2 separate regions of the Homo sapiens genome follow, and region 1 is linked to region 2. A link is an interaction called in ENCODE POLR2A ChIA-PET data of the cell type or tissue named here. Cell type or tissue: A673. All regions are shown on one strand. Links, peaks and the distances in the headings refer to the core of each region. The heading gives the core; the rest is flanking DNA. Region 1 holds the start of COL9A3 (collagen type IX alpha 3 chain). Region 2 overlaps NTSR1 (neurotensin receptor 1).

Evidence for each region. ChIA-PET counts read pairs that join two places held together with the same protein. Peaks named below come from ENCODE experiments on the same cell type or tissue, not always from the same donor. Only the 100,000 strongest peaks of a DNase experiment are listed, where the experiment ranks them.
Region 1: POLR2A ChIA-PET joins it to region 2 with 7 read pairs; 4 of 35 experiments call an interaction of 5 or more read pairs at or near these places.

Annotation. Positions count from the first base shown.
Region 1 is chr20:62,811,938-62,817,440 of GRCh38, reverse strand. It overlaps OGFR (opioid growth factor receptor), which reads right to left. Exons shown (of 7, transcript NM_007346.4): 7 at 3,441-5,211. The coding sequence ends at 3,792. It overlaps COL9A3 (collagen type IX alpha 3 chain), which reads right to left and starts at 391. Exons shown (of 32, transcript NM_001853.4): 1 at 299-391. The coding sequence starts at 376. RefSeq lists enhancers at 151-836, 1,525-2,211. In A673, for the core only: no CTCF peak of the experiment used is centred there; DNase peaks (open chromatin) are centred at 650, 1,285, 1,520 and 1,850; H3K4me3 peaks cover 1,134 bases; H3K27ac peaks cover 769 bases.
Region 2 is chr20:62,711,885-62,724,160 of GRCh38, reverse strand. All of the region lies in intron 1 of NTSR1 (neurotensin receptor 1), which reads right to left. Among named protein-coding and RNA genes, the nearest start is that of NTSR1, 9.2 kb to the right of the region's middle. RefSeq lists an enhancer at 228-767 and a silencer at 2,595-2,787. In A673, for the core only: no CTCF peak of the experiment used is centred there; no DNase peak of the experiment used is centred there.

The DNA of each region.
Region 1 (5,503 bases), core at 26-4,025, 96 kb before region 2:
AGCCTCGGGCGGAGCCCGGCGCCCCCGCGCAGTGTGTCCCCCGCCTCCCTCCGGCGGCGGGAACAAAGGCCCCCTTGTGCTCCCAGAGGAGGCGGCGGCGCCGGCCGACCCGGGCCAGCGAGGACCCATCGAGGACGCGGCCGGACGGGGCTCATCCCGAGGCGCTGGCGACTCCGCGCCCCGACGGCGACACGGGCTGGGGGCGTCGAGGCTGCGCCGGGCACCCCGGAGTGGCGGGTTCGGGGCTGGGGCGGTCGCGGCTCCACGTCCAGCCTCAGAGCCCGGAGCTCGCGCTCACCTGCGCCCCGGCGGCCGCCAGAAGCTCCCCGAGCAGGAGCAGGAGCAGGAGCGGGGCGCACGCGCGCGGCCCGGCCATGGCTGAGCGGAGTCTGAGCTGCGGCGTCGGGGCGGGCGGCGCGCGGGCGGGCGGGGCGGGAGGTGGGCGGCCCCTTCCCCTTCCCCTTCCCGCCCCCGCCTGCACAAGCCCCCCATTCAGCCGGGCCCACCTGGGCGGGGGGGCTTCCACCCGCCCCGCGCCGCCGCCCAGCCCGCCTGGGCGAAAACAAAAAAGACGCCGGGCGGGCGGCGCGTTCTCTCCGGCCGCGAGTTAAAATTATCCTGGGACTGGCGCGTTGCACACACGCAGCTTTGAGCAAGAGAGAAAGACGCTCTTTTCTCTCCTTGCTCCTCAACCCGAGTGTGGGGGCGGAAGCGCGCGGCGCTGAAGGGCCGCCTTCAGGGAGGGGCAGGGGAGACCCGCGAGTTTCCGAAGCCGCAGACCCCTCCCCAGGCGCCGGAGCGGACCCAGGCGACCCAAGGCCCAGGAACACCCCGGGGAGGGTGAATCCCCGGTACCAGGGCCCGGTCAGTGCCCAGCGCAGCCCTGGTTCCCGCTCCGGGGTCACTGTCCAGCGCTGCCTGCTGGGCTGGGAGCACCCCCACCGCGGCCCCTCACCCGTGGACCTGGACGGGCCGGGTGGTCAGGCCACGTCAGTTGCTACCGGCTAAGACCAGACTCCAAACCCAGACTCCCAGGAGAGATCGCAAAACGATGACCCTGGCCGAGGGGAAGAACCCCTCCCCGGGATCCCCGGCCTGAAGGAACCGTGCCCTGGGCAGGAACCTGAAGGCGGTGCTGGCCATGTCCATTTCCCAGAAGCTCAGGGGTCGCCAGGTCCGGCCAAGCTCTGCCTCAGGCTGCCAGGGCAGTCGCTGCCCTAGGGGACTCAAAGCTTCCAGTTGCCTGTAGGCTCAGTGAAGGCGCAGATGCCAGCCCCTCCCCCAGGAATCTTGAAAATTCCCGAGAAAGGCTGCCCTGGGGGTTGTAGGGGGCTGCAGGAGCTTCCTTTCGGCAGGTGGGGACTCATGACTGTTGCAATGCTGTGAGTTAGCAAGGGCGGGAGGGGATGAGAGGGGAGTGGGCGCAAAACTGCTCAGCAGGAGCACCGCACTCTGGCCGGGCGCAGTCAGCCTGGCGACAGAGGGAGGCCTCATCTCTACCAAAAATTGAAACATCGGCCGGGCGTGGCCAGCTTGGAGACAGAGGGAGGCCTCATGTCTACCAAAAATTAAAACATCGGCTGGGCATGGTGGTGCTCGCCTGTAGTCCACGCTACACGGGAGGCTGAGGCAAGAGGATCGCTTGAGCCTGTAAGGTCGGGGCTGCAGTGAGCCAAGACGGCGCCACTGCACTCCTGCCTGGGCAAGAGAGTGAGACCCTGTCTCAAAATAATAGTGTCGCTCTAATCTCTCCCGCGGTGAAGTGAGTGGAGGGAGATTCTCCCTTCACTGCTGGGTGAGCGCGGTGGCTGGGCTGGGAGGGGTGTGTGCGAATTCCATCAGGCGAGGTGGGAGGAGCTGAAAAGGCCCACCCTCCTGAGGAGTCCAAGTCATCCTGGCACAGAGCTTCCTAACAGAGGACTTTTGATTACGGGGAGAGGTGGGTGGAGCAGGTCAGCCCAGACAGCAGGGGGCCTTAGGGGCTCCCAGCACCAGCCCCACCCCAAGCCCAGGGTCTGGGGGACAGGATAAGTCCTCCCTACCAGTTCCACCTGGCAAGATGACCCTGTGGCCAGCCCCCTCCTCAGTGGCTCTCCCCTGGTCCCTGGCCCCACACCCCACTTTGCCTATCCCCATGATGCCCAGCATGCAGTCAGCAAGGACTGCTATCTGACCCAAATCAGACAAAACACAGCTGGCCTTCACCTCAGGCCAGGGGAGCCACCTCATGCCTGGGACACCTGCTTGGTGTCCCCCCCGAACCACCTTCAAGCCCCTCAAAAAACCACCCCCAGCTCCAGGCAGATCCTAGGCAGAGGGTGGGCACTGTCAGAGCTCAGCCTCCCCCGGCTCACTTTTGAGTGGGGCAGAGCCTCCTGCTGCCCGCCTGTTGTGGGTCATCACTCTCCCTGAAGCCCGGGTTGGCTGGCCAGCACTGCCTGCTGTCCCCAGGTGCCCACCGCCAGGCATCGGCCCCCAGGGCTGCTCCAACAGGCTCCTCACTTCAGGCGCTGATTTTCACCGACTCCAGCCCCACAACGGCCTGGACTGGGGACGCTGGATCTGCCGGGCGCTGCCCCAGTGACTGCACTTCTAGCCCTATGTCCAGCTCACTGCCTCAGTTTCCCTCCATGGCAGGAATCCCCTGAGCCACACTTGAGGCACCAGGGGTCCCACAGCTTCCCCACGCAGCTCTGGGGGATTATTGAACCTCGGGTGTCTCCTCCCAGTGACTTCCGGCTCGTGTATCCTGTGCCACCAGATGGGAGCTGGGCATTTTACCTGAAGTGGTACCAGGGTCTACAGCTTTAACCCTCCCACCCAGGGGTGCCCCAGGTCTGCCCTGTCCTTCACTGAGCAAAGACAAGTGTCCGGCCCCTCCTCTGAGGCCCCACAAAAAGCCCCTTACCCTGCTGATGTAGAAATGTAGGGGAACCGGGAAGCGGGGGGTCCTGGCCCAGGGTGACAAGGGCAGACTGCAGGGAGGGACTGCCCTGGGGGCACACCTGGCTCCACCAGACCTGAGGGAGCCAAGGGGCCCGCCAGAGAGTACTGCCAAGCCTGCCCGAGGCACAGCAGCGCATCCCAGATCACAGCAGGCAGAAAGGCCTGGTCCAGACCCCACCATGCACAAGCACTGCCCCGGCCAACCCCAAGGGAAGCCCCAGACTCATCTTGAACAGGTGGCAAAAGCCTGCTGAGGGACCTCGGTTCCACCTTCAGAGGCTCTGGGAGGCTGCAGCCTGCCCACCTGTTCATGCCTGGGGACTGTGTGGCCAAGTGGGTGTGTGGGGAGGGCTGGGCCACCACTCTGCCCCCACAGGCACCTGGTGGAGCAATGTGAGGCGGTCGCCGGGCCAGGCCACTGGAGCCTGGAGGGACATCAGCTGTGACACCAGCCCTACCAGCCACCCAACAGGACCCCGGTCCATACCAAAGACTCAAAGTCAAATGAATTTATTCAGAAAAGGCCTTGCTTGGTATCAGACTAAGAAAAGCAGCCCTGCCCGCCGCCCCCCACTCCAGAAGGGTCAATTTACAAAGACAGGGGCGCAGGGGAGAGCTGGGTGGGGAAGACACAGCCAGGCCAGGAGGCTTCTGCAGGCCTTGGGCTTCCCTGAGGGCCTCGCGGCTTCTGGTGGCTGCTATAGTGGCCCCACAGGAGGCCAGCACTGTGGGTCATGGGTCACGGGTCACGAAGCAGAGCCTGAGGGGAGCCCGCAGCAGCTCCGGAGGCCCCAGCCCCTGCAGCAGGGACAGGAGGACCAAGACGCCGACGGGCACTCCTTTCCTTAAGGCTTCCCAGACTTGGCAGAAGACTCCACCTCTGCGTCCTGCAACTCTGCTGCCTCCCCCGCCTTGGCTGGCTCATCCCTTGTAGGTCCTGCCGGGCTGGGGCCTGGGGTCTCCGATGGGCTCTCGGCTGGCTCGTCCCCTGCAGGTCCTGCCGGGCGGGGGCCTGGGGTCTCCGATGGGCTCTCGGCTGGCTCGTCCCCTGCAGGTCCTGCCGGGCGGGGGCCTGGGGTCTCCGATGGGCTCTCGGCTGGCTCATCCCTTGTAGGTCCTGCCGGGCTGGGGCCTGGGGTCTCCGATGGGCTCTCGGCTGGCTCGTCCCCTGCAGGTCCTGCCGGGCGGGGGCCTGGGGTCTCCGATGGGCTCTCGGCTGGCTCGTCCCCTGCAGGTCCTGCTGGGCGGGGGCCTGGGGTCTCCGATGGGCTCTCGGCTGGCTCGTCCCCTGCAGGTCCTGCTGGGCTGGGGCCTGGGGTCTCCGATGGGCTCCCAGGGGTACCTTCTTTGGGCCCCGTTCGACCTTCTGTGTCCTCCTCAACCCCGTTCTCACTGTGTCCAGCCTTGGGGTGCCCCGATGGGGCAGGGGACCCGGCAAGGGCCAAGGTCTGGGCACCACCACTGGCCACCGCAGCACTGTCCCCAGCACCCTCATCCACCTTCCTCCGCTTCCTCACCTTGTCGGCCACCCTGGCTCCCAGGGGTTGGCGGCAGGGCTGCACTGCCTCCCCAGGGTCCTGACCGCCCACTTCCTGGGTCCCCGTCCTGAGGCTGCCCTGGCTGAGGGCACACCCCTCCAAATTCAGAGCGATCTTCTCCACCTCTGAGGCACTCTGAGGGCCTGGCTCTGTGGGCGGCTGCTCCCGCCGGCTCAGCTCCAGCTTCCTCTTCTTGCTCTCTTTGGGGCTTAAGGGCTCCGGCCTATCTTCCCCGTGGCCCCCTGCCTCATCCCCCTGGCTCCTCTCCAGGGGTCCCGCATCCTGGGGCTCCACGCTCCGTGGCTGGGGCCCCTCGTCCACCCTGCCCCCACCCTTGCTATGCTCTGGCCCACAGGTCCGACCCTGGGTGCTGGCCTCGTGGTCGGGGTCCCCGGGGCTTCCTTCCTCCTCCACCTTCCTGGAGCCCTCGAGCGGATGGGGCAGAGAGCTGGGCTTGAACCTCCGCAGCTTGTCTTGGGGCCCCCAGACGAACTTGCAGCGGGGCCGGAAGTGCTCCCAGGCGAAGTGCACCAGCTGGCGGCGCTGGTGTCGGCAGCGCACGGCGAACATGAAGTAGTCCAGGGCACTCTGCCGCACCCCCGGCAGCTCCCGCCGCACCAGCGTCTCCTCCAGGAAGAAGCGGACCAGCGGCGCCTGGAAGTGCTCGAGGCCCAGCTCACCCAGCGACTTGAGGATGCGTGTGATGCGGAGGTTGTTGTGGCTGCGCCTGCGAGAGATCCGGGTCAGGAGAGGTCAATGGCTGGGGCCCCTCCTGCTGGGCCGCACCCCGCCCTGGCCTGCCCTCCCACCCGGCTCCACGAGGTCTCCCCACCCTGGCCCACGATTCAGTCTCTCTCTCCATTTACCTCTCTGGGCCCAGGGGAGGACTCATGCCATCCCTGTGAAAATGGCCTGTGGGCCCTAGACACACGGGGGTTAGGGGGATGCTGACGCATCACCTAGAGGGTGGCTGTACCCCGAGTCCCCCTGGTGGGGAGGAGCTGGCTGGATGAGAGCCA
Region 2 (12,276 bases), core at 3,150-7,149:
GTCCCCTGAGAGTTTGGGCCACTTTGGCAAAGCAAACTTCTGAGCGGGGCAGAATCTTGGACCCTCAACCCTGTGCCAGGCCTGTGGGGACAGTGGGGCCGTTTGGGCAGCCACTCCCCACTGCCTCCTACAAGCTGGTTGAAGCCACTGGGCAGACACAGAGCTGCCAGACCTCTTGCCCATGGCCCCTCCCATCTCTGCCTCCTGCCCCAGAGGCTGCTGCCTCCGCCTGACCTGCTGCCACAGGAAGACCACCTGGAGACCACCCAGGGGGTCAGCGTGTTCACCTGAAGCCAGCTTCAAAGCAACCCCAGTGTTTCGCTGGCTCGGCCCTGACTCCCTCAGCCCATCACAGGTGCAGAGGAAATAAAGCCCCGTGCTTGGGGGCTCCCTGTACTAAGGACAGGCCAGAGAGAGGAGCTTCAGGCTGCTGTGTCTGAGGAGGTCCCTGGGCTGGAAAGACCTCTGTCCCCACTGGCAGCTTCTGTGTCTTAAGGGTGCAGGGCAGGGCAGTGGTGATGGGAAATGCTGGTGAGCCCTGGACCAGGGATCCTGGATCTGGTCCTCCACCATGGGGTCAGCCCAGATGGAATGGCTTATCCCTCAGCTCCAGGCAATAAATAGTGACCCCCGACAGCCGCTTCCTACTGTGCACATCCTGCTGGGCACGCAGCCTGAAGTCGACAGGTGGACAAATGAGCGTTCCTTGCCCTGGCTCCTGACCAGCACATTCCGGACGGCTCTATTCGCAGCTCCGGAGTGACACGGCCCAGACACACTTGCGGTCCCTCCCTGACTCGCAGGAGCCGGGGGCTTCGTGATTCTGCCAATCAACTGGGAAGTGACACCCCAGACAGCAGCATCCCACGGCTGTTGTGAGCAGTTACAATTGAGTGATGCCCAAGCAGGAATGATTCCCAAACAGCTCCCGTACTCTCTGAATGCTGAGAGCCTGGAAGTGTGAGTTTTTAAGGAGAGGAACCGTGTTTGAATTATAAGAAAACAAGGCTCTTGAAATAATTCTCTTAACCTTTAAATATGTCAAAGGAGAGTTACTGAAATTTACAGTAAGTTCACCTTTTCACAGACAACAGGCTAAAAATGTTTAAGTCCAAATAATGTTGCTCTTTTTCATAAGCTTCAGTGTAAGATTTACTCAAACACAGTGGCTGTCCTCAGACTCATGTTTCTTGGATAACTCTATTTCTTTGTTCTGTGTTCTTTTGTAACATTGTTTTAATAATTCCTTTGAGCCCAAGCCTTTTATCATAAGCTGCCTCAGATCTTTTTGAAAGTAGGCAGTGTTTAAAATCTACGGATGACTTTCGCCAGGGGTACTGGACTAGCTCTCCTGCCATAAACAACTATAAAATTGTACACGATGTATCAGGCAGTTGTTTTCAGACCCTGGACAAACCTCAGGACTGTGGTCCCTAAGGGCATGGATACTCACAAGGTGAGCCCATCATCACCATGCCTCTGTTTGGGGACAGTTTCCTGATGGAGACGTAAGAGCTGAGGTCCGGGCAGAACGTTACTATCTGAGCCAAGGAGGCAGAGATCAGAGATGCGGGCTGTGGCTGTGGCTACATCTGCAGAGCCAGGTGCTAGAGAGGGGGACTGCATGGTGACGGTCCTCAGAAGCCTACACCGGCTTTCCTGTGGGATCTGTGCTGGCCCAGCGTGTACAGAACAAGGCCACGAAAGGCTTATCAGAGGGTGGCTGGCATCCTGGCAGAGCTAGGGGGAAGAAGTCTCATTAACACATGAAGCAGCCAACAGAGATGCCAGGAAGCCCATGACACAGGAGGATGGAGAAGCCCTAGAGCAAGGCCTCCAAACCCACCCCAGCTAAGACAGAATCCACAGAGGAGGCTGAAGGTGCCCACTGAGTTCTTCCAAGTGAGAAGGGATATTGGAAAATGCCTTGGGCTTTCCGTAGTTGTTTACTCAACTAAGCATGAAACCAAGCCGACCCAAGTTCAAGATGACGAGTCTGCCACTGAACTGCCTGCTAAAATAAGAATCAACCCTCTCCAAAGGAACACAACACAATCCAGTCTCTTTAATGTGTCATCTACAAGGTCTAGTATAGGTTAAAAATTACTAGATATGCAAAGAAAGTAAAATGTGACCCATTGACAAGAAAAAAATGAGTCCATTGAAACAGACATCAAGGTGGAAGTGAGAAGCAGGAGGTGTCAGGTGTAAATCAGCATGATATGAATCTGATCAGACTCTGAGCACTCAGAGTCCACTCAGAGGCATACTGATATTCCAGGGCAACCATTCCAAGAGCAAATACAGAGAAGTGGATCTAAAGAAGTCAGCAGAGGACATAACATGGAATACTCGGGCTTCCTGGCTGGAGGCCTAAGGAAAGGATCCCTGGAAACTAGAGAGTGTGACAGGAAATCTCAGAGAGGTGAGAGCTGAACAAGGGGATCCCCCAGTTCTGTGTATGAGTCAACACAAGTCCTGGAGTTACCACATATGAGGAACACACCTAAACAATTATAGTTAAGGGCTTGAAAACCGCTGTGATATAAACGATCTCCAAGATCTAAGCCTGCCCCTGAATGGCACTTTCATGTGGAATGGCTGAACAGCAAAAGACCCAAAAACAGGCCTGCATTGGAACCACCACGGACAGACAGTGAGACAAAAGCGGCAGCTCTGACCAAGCGGGCTGCCTCTCCAGAGGATTCTAACATAACCCAAAGAACCACAACAAAATTCAAAATGTTCAGGAATTAATTCAAAATTACTTAACAGAAAAAGAACCATGGAAATGGGACTAACTCTCAAGGAAAAGAGAATCAATATATGCCACCCTCAAGATGACCCAGAGGATGGATTTACCAGACAAAGACTTTAAAGCAGGCATTACAACCATGCTCCTTGAGGTAAAGGTAACTCTCTTGAAATAAATGGAAAAATGAAAGTTCTTAAAAGACAAAAAGAAACTATATTAAAAGAACCAATAAAAATTCTAGAATTAAATACTATAACACTATCCAACAAATTGACCTTCATAGAATAATATACCCAGCAATGATAGCACAGCACATTCTGCTCAAGTGTGCATGTGACATTCACCAGAATAGACCATTATCCTAAACCATGAAACAAGCATTCACAAAATTAGGAATTTAAATCATGCACATTTGTTCTCTAAACATAATAGGGTTAAATTAGAAATGGATAAAAAAGTAATATCTGGAAAATCCCAAACATTTGGAAACTAAACAACACATTTGTAAATAACACAAAGGTTAAAGAGGGAATCTCAAGATATAAAAAAATTTTGATCTAAATTAGAATACAATGTTCAAAAATTTTGAGATGCCACTAAAGCATTAATTAGGAGGATGTTTATAGCATTTCATGTTTATGTTAGAAAAGAATAAAGATCTTAAATCAATAATCCAAGCTCCCACCTTAGGAAATCTAGGAAAAGAAGAGCAAATTAAACCCAAAGCAAGCAGAAAAAGGAAATGAAGAAAGAAATATAAATAAATAAAATTGAAAGCTAAAAGACAATAGAAAAAAAATCAATGAAATCAAAAGCTCATTCTTGAAAAAGAACAATAATGTTAATAAAATCCTAGCCATATTGCCCAAGGAGAAAAGAGAGAAGTCACAGATTACCAATATTAGAAATGAACAAGGAGACACTATTACTGACCCCACAGACATTAAAAGGATGATGACAGAATACCACAAATAAATCTATGCTCTAAAATTTGACAAAATAGATTATATGGACCAATTCCTCAAAAGATACAAATTACTAACACTTACTCAAGGAGAAATATATAACCTGAATATTCCTTTATCTTTTAAAATAATTTGTCTTGTGAGATGGAGTCTCGCTCTGTCACCTAGGCTGGTGTGCAGTGGCGTGATCTCGGTTCATTGCAACCTCCACCTCCCGAGTTAAAGCGATTCTCCTGCCTTAGCCTCCCGAGTTGCCAGGACTACAGGTGCCCACCACCACACCTGGCTAAGTTTTGTATTTTTAGTAGAGACAGGGTTTCATCCTGTTGGCCAGGCTGGTCTCAAACTCCTGACCTCAGGTGATCCACCCTCCTTGGCCTCCCACGGTGCTGGGATTACAGGCCTGAACCACTACACCTGGTTTCTTTGAAAAGAATTGAATTTATAAAAACCTTCCTACAAAACTCCAGGCCCGGATGGTTTTGCTGGACAATCTACCAAAGCTTTAAAGAGGAAATCATGCCAATTCTACACAACCTCTGACAGAAAACACAAAAGGAACAAGAACCTCCCAGCTCATGTTATGAGGCCAGAAAACCAGATGAAGATAACCCAGGAAAATAAACTTACAGACCAATATTTCTCATGAGCATAGACACAAAAATTCTCAGCAAAACACTAGCAAGTCAAAACCAGCTAATACACGACGAAATGAGGTCTATCCCAGGAATGTGAGGCTGGTTCATCATTCAAGAATTAACCAAGGTTTTCCACTTATATTTGGCCCCCGGAGTGGTCAAATTCACAGAGACAAAAAGTAGAATGGCGGTTGCCAGGGGCTGGGGGAGGAGGAGATGGGGAGTTAGTGTTTAACAGGCGCAGAGCTTCAGTTTGGAAAGATGAAAAGAGCTCTGGAGAGGGAGGGTGGAGATGGTCGCATGACGATGTACCGAGAGGGAGGGTGGGGATGATCGTATGACGATGTACCGAGAGGGAGGGTGGAGATGGTCATGTGACAGTGTACTTAGTGCCACAGAACTGTGCACTTATATTGATTAAAGTGGTAAATTTTACGTGATGTACATTTTATCACAACTGGAAAGTAATCAATATAATTCACCACATTAACTGACTAATGGAGAAAATCCACATGATCTTGCCACATGATGAGACAGAAAAATCACTGCACAAAATTTAACATTCATTCACGATGAAGAAAAAAATCTCTCAGCACACTAGGAATATAAGGAAACTTTCCTAACTTTATAAAGAGCTCTAACAAAAACTTAAATAAACGAAAAACTTTTTTTTTTTTTTGAAAGAAAAAAAAAGGGACTGGAAGCAAGGCAAGGATGTCTACTCTCATCACTCCTATTCACCATCATACTGGACGTCATAGCCAGAGCAGTGAGGCAAGACCAGGAGCTGGCCAGGATGCAGAGTGACCACTGCTTCATGTGGGTTAAGGCTAGGGTGAGGGACGTTCAAAACAGCGCATCGCTTAGGAAACACTGGCAAACATACACTTTCTGTATGACCCAGCAATCTGAAACCTACGTATTTACTCATGAGAAATGAAAATGTATATTCACACAAAATTCATCATATGTGAATATTTGTAGCTACTTTATTCATAATCGCCCAAACCCAGAAACAACCCAGAAGTCTTTTGGTGGGCAAATGCCTCAACAAAACGTGGTCCATCCACAGAATGGATCTGACTGCACAATAAAAAGGAACGCCTGGTCAATGCAGGCAACAGCTCAGAGGATGCAGTGAAGGAAGAAGGCCGGCTCGAGAGGCCACAGCCCAGCTGGCTCCATTCACTCGACGTCCCAGAAAAGGCAAAGCTGTGGGGGAGGAGAGCGGACCAGTGGGTGGAGGGGCGGGCATCGGGGCGGGTGGGCCACAGGGCTGGAGGGCGGGGGCCGGTGTGTCTTCTGAAGTGGGGATACATGGCTGCATTTATCGAAGCTCATAGGTGCGAACAAGCACAGAAGGGAATCTTATTGCCTGTCAGTCGAAAAATGAAGTAGGAACAACGAAAAGCACGTCTCTGGTATCCAACCCCTCTCCGCCACCTTCTCCACCCCCACCCTGGCCTAGGACTCCTTGGTCACTCCCCAGGCATCCAGCAGCAGCTTCCCAACCATTCTGACCCCTAAATGCATTCTCCACAAAGCAGTCAGAACTGTCCCTTTAACGTGTAAGTCACGTGGCGGCTCTGCTCAGAATCTCCCACGCCCACTCACTTCTTCCAGAATAAAAGCTGTGGCGAGGTCTACGAGGCATGATCTGCCCGTGGCTTCTCACACGGCCCTCTGCTCCCTCCGCTCCGGCCACCCCGCCAGGCCAGCGCTGTTCCTCCAGCACCCCCAGCACGTGCCTGCCCTGGGGTCTTTGCACCTGCTGTTCCCCTACCTGGCATCTTCCCCGACGCCCACCGGAGTGCTCCTGCAGGGTCTGCACGAGGCCTTCCTGACCTGCCTGCACCCCCACGCTCCCCCCGTGTGGTTTTCTCTGCGGCTCTCGTTACTCCTTGCCGGCCATGTATGGTGCCTATTTATTTCGCTTATTTTCTGTCTTCTCTGATGGGACGTGAGTTCAAAGGGCCAGAACTTTTTGCCAGTTTTTTTGGGCTGCTATACCCCCATCCTGGCATGTGGTAGGTGTTCAGTGAATGAATGATGAGTGAATGAAGGAAGGAAGGAAAGATGTTAGCCCAGATGCTCAGAAGAGAATTCCTCCTGCCTGGGGAGGCTCCCAGCCCTCCCAAGCGCTGCTGCATTTCTGCCGTTGTCCAGGGGAGAACACAAATCATGCTCATGGGCGATTGAGTCCTTCTTCCACCCCAGGCACAGTCTCCAGCGTTTTATGTCATTAACTCATGAGACTGCAGGGCAATCGCTACCTCCAGTTGGCTTATGGGGAAACAGAGGCACAGATGGTCACACCATTTGCCCAGAGTCGTGCTGCTGGCCAGTGGTGAAGCTGGGATTTGAACCTGGGTTCTGGCAAGCCAGCCATTCCAAGCCACTGGGGACAACCCAAAACCACCTATTCTCGGGAAGCATTCTCCTGATCTCCTTCTTGCTTCCCTGACTGCCTTCAGGAGCCAGCCCTGGGTATGTAGGACACAGCCCCCACAGGTGCACAGGGATGTAAAATCCCAAAGTAGGCACGGGTGGCTTCGGGTGGGTCAGCATGCTGGGCACCTCCCCTCTCCAACCTGTGCCAGGTCCACGTGGCACTCCAGACCCAGGGCTCTCACCTTGCCCTCCTGGGGTGGGTGGTGCCCCACTGGCAATGCTTTTGGGAAGAGCAGTGGGCACCAGGGTGGGGCAGGCGCCTTGCCCCGCTCTGGGCCTCAGTTTCTTCATTGACGCTGCAGAGCCCGGTGGTCCCCCTCCGGAGCTGTGCATTCCCCTTGGGGTGACACATGGACGGGGACAGCCCCTTGGCCACTGCGCCTTCACTGGCGATGGCAAGGTCAAACTCCAGGGCATGGCGGGGGAACAGTGGGGGTCTCTGAGACAGGCAGACCCCATGGCTGTGACCTCAGTAACACCATCCCCACCAAGCGCCAAGAACCAGGATCTCTATTCCCCTCCGTGCCCCCCTTGCAGAGCTAGCCTCGTGCAGGCAGCAGCCTGGTCAGGGAGCGAGGGGCTGCCGGGATGGGGGCTCATGCTCTTCACAGCCCTTCATGGCCGTCCAGGGGAGGACGATCTTGAGTGCACACAGGCCCACAGGAGGGAGGACCTGGCCACCCGAAACAGCCTTGAGCGGACGGCAGCTCGGTCACTCTCTGCTGCTGTTGTTTTTCACAGACTCACGGAGGCAGGACTAACACGCGCTGAAATCCACCCCTCAGTCTACAGCCCCACGAGCTTTGAACCACAACCAACACAGACTCACGGAGGCGGGACTAACGCGCTGAAACCACGAGCTATGATCCACAACGAAGATACAGAACATTTCCGTCACCCCAGAGTTCCCAGCGCCCCTATGGCCACCCCACCCCTCCTCCGACCTTCCTCCTGTCCCAACGGCTCAGCGTTGTCCAGAACCTCAAGTGCTTGGAATCACCCAGGGCCTTGGAGTCTGGCGTCTTTCAGCAGCAAGCCTGCCTTCAAGAACCTGCATCTTAGAGAAGACCCAGGGGAGGCCTGAGATTCTGCCAGTCTGAGTCATCCACCTCACCGAGCCAGAAAGCAGAAAAGAGGTTACCAGGCGCTGGGGGTCAGGGTTTAATGGGGACAGAGTTTCAGTCTGGGGAGAGAGAAGGTTCTGGAGGTGGATGGTGGCGACGGTTGCACAGCAATGTGAACGTGCTTCACGCCGCTCAACTGTGCCCTTCCAGATGGTAAAACAGCACATTTTAAGTGATGTGTGTTTCACCATGAATCAAAAATAAAGAAAAGCTTCTTTCTTCTCTTAATACAAACTACTAGATCACCACGTGAGATTTGATTGAGAAAAACGAAGGCAGCCTCTGGTTCGTGCACAGGTCGGACGTCCTCTCGGGCCCTGCTCAGCCCAGGGCCCTCTCTGCCCATCATCAGATGTTACCAGCTGGGAGCCCCAGTGCCCCTGAGAACAGACCTGGAGATCCCTGGGCTGCTGCCTGAGGCCTGCCTCACCTGTGGGGTGGCTTGTGGTGGTTCTTGGCAAGCACAGGGTGGCTGTACCCCCTTGCTGCCCTCAGTACCCACAGAACTGCAGGCACAGCCCCAGGACCCCATTTGTCCTTGGAGTTGAACATCCTCAGAATGCTGTCAGTCCAAGTGCAGGACAGCCCGGGAGAGCTGACCCCGGGTCACAATGCAGAGCTGTGAACAGGTGAGCCTGAACCACTCTGGGCCAAGTCACTCTCGAGGACTCCAAGCCCAGTCAGAGCCAGCCATGGCCAGCTCTGGGCCCCTCACGTTCCCACCCTTGCCCATCTCACTCAAAAGCCTGACCGTTGTCCCCACGGGGAGCACCACAGGGTCAGGCTAGGCCTTCCCTTCTGAGAGCACCTCCAGGCCCTGTCTCTCTCCAGCCACGTGATGTGCACAGGTGGCTCTGCCCTCTGCTTCATCTGGGAAACGGGGTTACGGGGTACAGAGGTGGACCCGCATGTCTGCACGTCCTCACCCTGCCGTCTCCCACCTGGCTCCAACAGGCAGGTCTGGTGCCTGGAACAAGGCCAAGGTCACCTCCCTGTCCTGCCCTCTCACCCCCCACAGCCTCAGAGTCACCATCTGAACGGTGATTTCATACGCCAAATTCTTTATTTCCAACATATAGCACCTTAACCTTTTGAAAACTTTTAATTACTAAATTTTTCAAACATGCCAAAAATGTCATCAACACTCACTTTCCATGATTACAGACTTAAGACCAATCTTGTCTCCTCTGTAGCCCTCCCACAGCCCCTTCCCCCAGATCACGCTTCAGTAAATCTGAGACATTGCATCATTTTGTCTGTAAACATTTCCGCATGTACCTCTAAGAGAGCAGGACCATTTTGAAAACCATACCCACAACAGCTCTGGACAACAAGAATTTGTAGCTATTCACTACCTAGGCTTTTTTGCTGTTTCTTGGCAGGAAGAATGATCAGCTTTGGTGCCGGCTTTCTGCGACAGGTTGACTTGTCCGAGTCTTTGCTAAGAAACCAGGCCACCGTCTCCGATTCCCTCACTGTTTGTAGAACAGAACGAGTTGTTTATTTGGAGCTGTTTCTTGTGGTCTGGGTTTTGCTGGCTGCATCCTAATGGTACATTTGTCCCTGTTCCTCTGTCCCTGGTGTGTCCTGTGTGTTGGATCAGGGGCTCCATGAGATTCAGATTCAATGGCTTTGCTCCAAGGATGCCACGAGGCTGTGTGCACACCAGGGCTCACCTCACACCTAACTCTCTCCCCTTCGTGACCCCAGCAGCTGTCAAGAATCCATGCCTACATCCATTGATTTATGAGGATTGCACCTGATGGGTGGTATTCTGACCATCCTGCTCCTTCTTCACTTATTGATGAACATTTCTGGGCTGAGACACTGCCTTTTATCTACTCTTGGGTTATTCTAAAGTACCGTTTGAATAGAAAAGGCAGGAAAAATACTCCATTCCTTTCCTCTAAAGGGTCATGGGCTCAGACTGGAGGAAGTGTGTGACTCTTGGCCCCACACCAACAGCCCTCTATGCCCTGCGCTGCAGGTGAGGACACTGTGGCCGCTACGGCCAGAGCCAGAGCTGCCCACAGCTGCGTGGCGTGGGTCCCCTTCCCGTCCTCACGGGAGGTCAGAGTGGAGCAGGCTGTTCCTAAGGACCCCTTGAAGAACTTCTTCTGCAACTTTTTTTTTCTTTGAGACAGTTGTCACCCAGGCTGGAGTGCAGTGGTGTGATCTTGGCTCACTGCAACCTCCGCCTCCCAAGCTCAAGCGATTCTCCTGCCTCAGCCTCCCAAGTAGCTGGGATTACAGGCATCCTTCACGACGCCCAGCTAATTTTTGTATTTTTAGTAGAGATGGGTTTTCGCCATGTTGGCCAGGCTGGGCTTGAACTCCTGACCTCAGGTGATCCGCCTGCCTCAGCCTCCCAAAGTGCTGGGATTACAGGTGTGAGCCACCACGCCCGGCCTTCTGCAACTTTCTAACTTGAAAAAGTTCCTACTGCAGAACAGTTGCAGGAAGAATGCCCAGGACACTCAGCTGCCTGTGGCAGGGCTGCAGCCCAATGCCGCATGACCCGCAAGCAGTCTCCTCCCTTGATTCACTGTCTGCTTGCTCTCCTTCCATTTGGCCACACCTTTCTTTCTGAATGATTTGAGAATAAGTTGCAGACTCCACACTCTAAACACCTCTGTATCCTTCCTAAGAACAAGGATGCTGCCTGTGGAGGTTGCTGGGCACAGCCTGGGGCACGGGACAGGAGCCCTGAAATAATCCATGGCCAGATTTCACTGGAACCTGTCTCCTTCCCTGTCTCAGCCGCCTCTCCTTTCCCGGAATTCTGCCAGCCCTGAACGGCTGGGGTGTTTGCCAAGTCGCCCTGTGATCTGTCTGCTCCTGGACGCCTCTGGAGCAGGGGTTGTAGGACACCAGCGCCTCCTGCACAAATTGAGGCCCCTGTCTGCCCCTGGGAGGGAGCAGGTGCCCTCTGAGTTGGGGTCTAACCCAGCGAAGAGCACTGCTGTTTGTACTCAATATGAAGAAGGCTTTCAGAAAAAACAAGGAGGAGGCAGGGAGGCTGAGCCTGCAGGAGCAGGACTCCCTTGGTGCAGAAAATGGCAATGATGAAAGGAGTCCTCACGGCTGCTCAGGAGGGTCTAATGGACTCGTGCCTGTGAGGCTGGGAGGGTTTGCTTTCGTGTGTGGCCATAGTCAGGGGCGGGTCTCTAAAACTGTTTCAAAGGCTGCAGCCACCTCATCTGATTTGAATCGGACACCTGAAGTCCCAGGCCCCTGCCACTGTGGGCCCCTGGACACACACATGTGTGCACACGTTCAGTATACACGCCATGGACAGATGACAGATAAGCATGGGACTCTGATGACCCACCATCTGGGCCATCAGCCCTGAGCCCTGCCACACAGATCGTGTGCCACTGGGACCCTGTCACAGCCGAGGTCAAAGCTGAGCTGGAGGTTGGGCCTGGGCCATGGGGGACCATCCAAGAAGCAAGGGCCATCTGCCCGTGTGGGGCCACGTGTGCGGGTGGGTTAGAGGATGGGTAGGACAGTCCAGGGGAACCCAGGGGCACCCGTAGGTCCCTGAGCCCCCAGCTCCTCCTCCCAGTCACCCTGCTGGCACCAGGGCCAGGTCTGGGGCCTTTGGGAGGGTCCTGGGCACCAGGTCCTGTCTGCTGACCTGAGAGCCCTGCCCACTCCACCATCAACTCCCAGTCCCAGCTACACACTAGGAAAATGCCCAGCTGGCTTCAGGGAGGATTATTGTAAGTTGCTCCAAAGTGTTATCACTGAACCACCTCATTTCTAAACACAATTTCTGTTTGCAAGTGCCCAGGCCAAAATTTCGTAGGAGACGCTGGGGCAGGAAAGGACCCCTGTTTTGGAAAGAGGGGCCATTTGATTGGCCACTGCCCCAACACTTCCAAACATGGTCACTGAGAGGGAGACACTTAGCTCAGGGTATCCAGCCCCTCTTCAGCCAGACATCACCATCTGAAAACCGTGGATGTTTGCCCAGATCTGCCAATGGCCCAGAAGCCCACGTGGGGACCGTAAACCCCCTAATTCCGGGGAAACCTTTCATAAAATGGCAAATGGCGGGGCAGGGGTCAGGGGAAGCCAAGGCCTCTCCTACGAGGAATGTTCTTTTCAAGCACACAGAGCAGCTGGCATCGGGGCCCTGGAAAGCCCCAGGTCATCAGCATCGGATGGAGGAGCACCCTTGTAATCAGCTGCTCCCAGGCACGCAGCTGAGCCCTTTAAAGAAAAATGGAAACTACGTTCTCCAAGGGTGCCTTCAGCAACGCTCGGCCAGCATGGCGTCTGCAGGGCGTGGGGCCGCTGTCCTACGGTTGATACGTCACAGGCCTCTGCGATTGGAC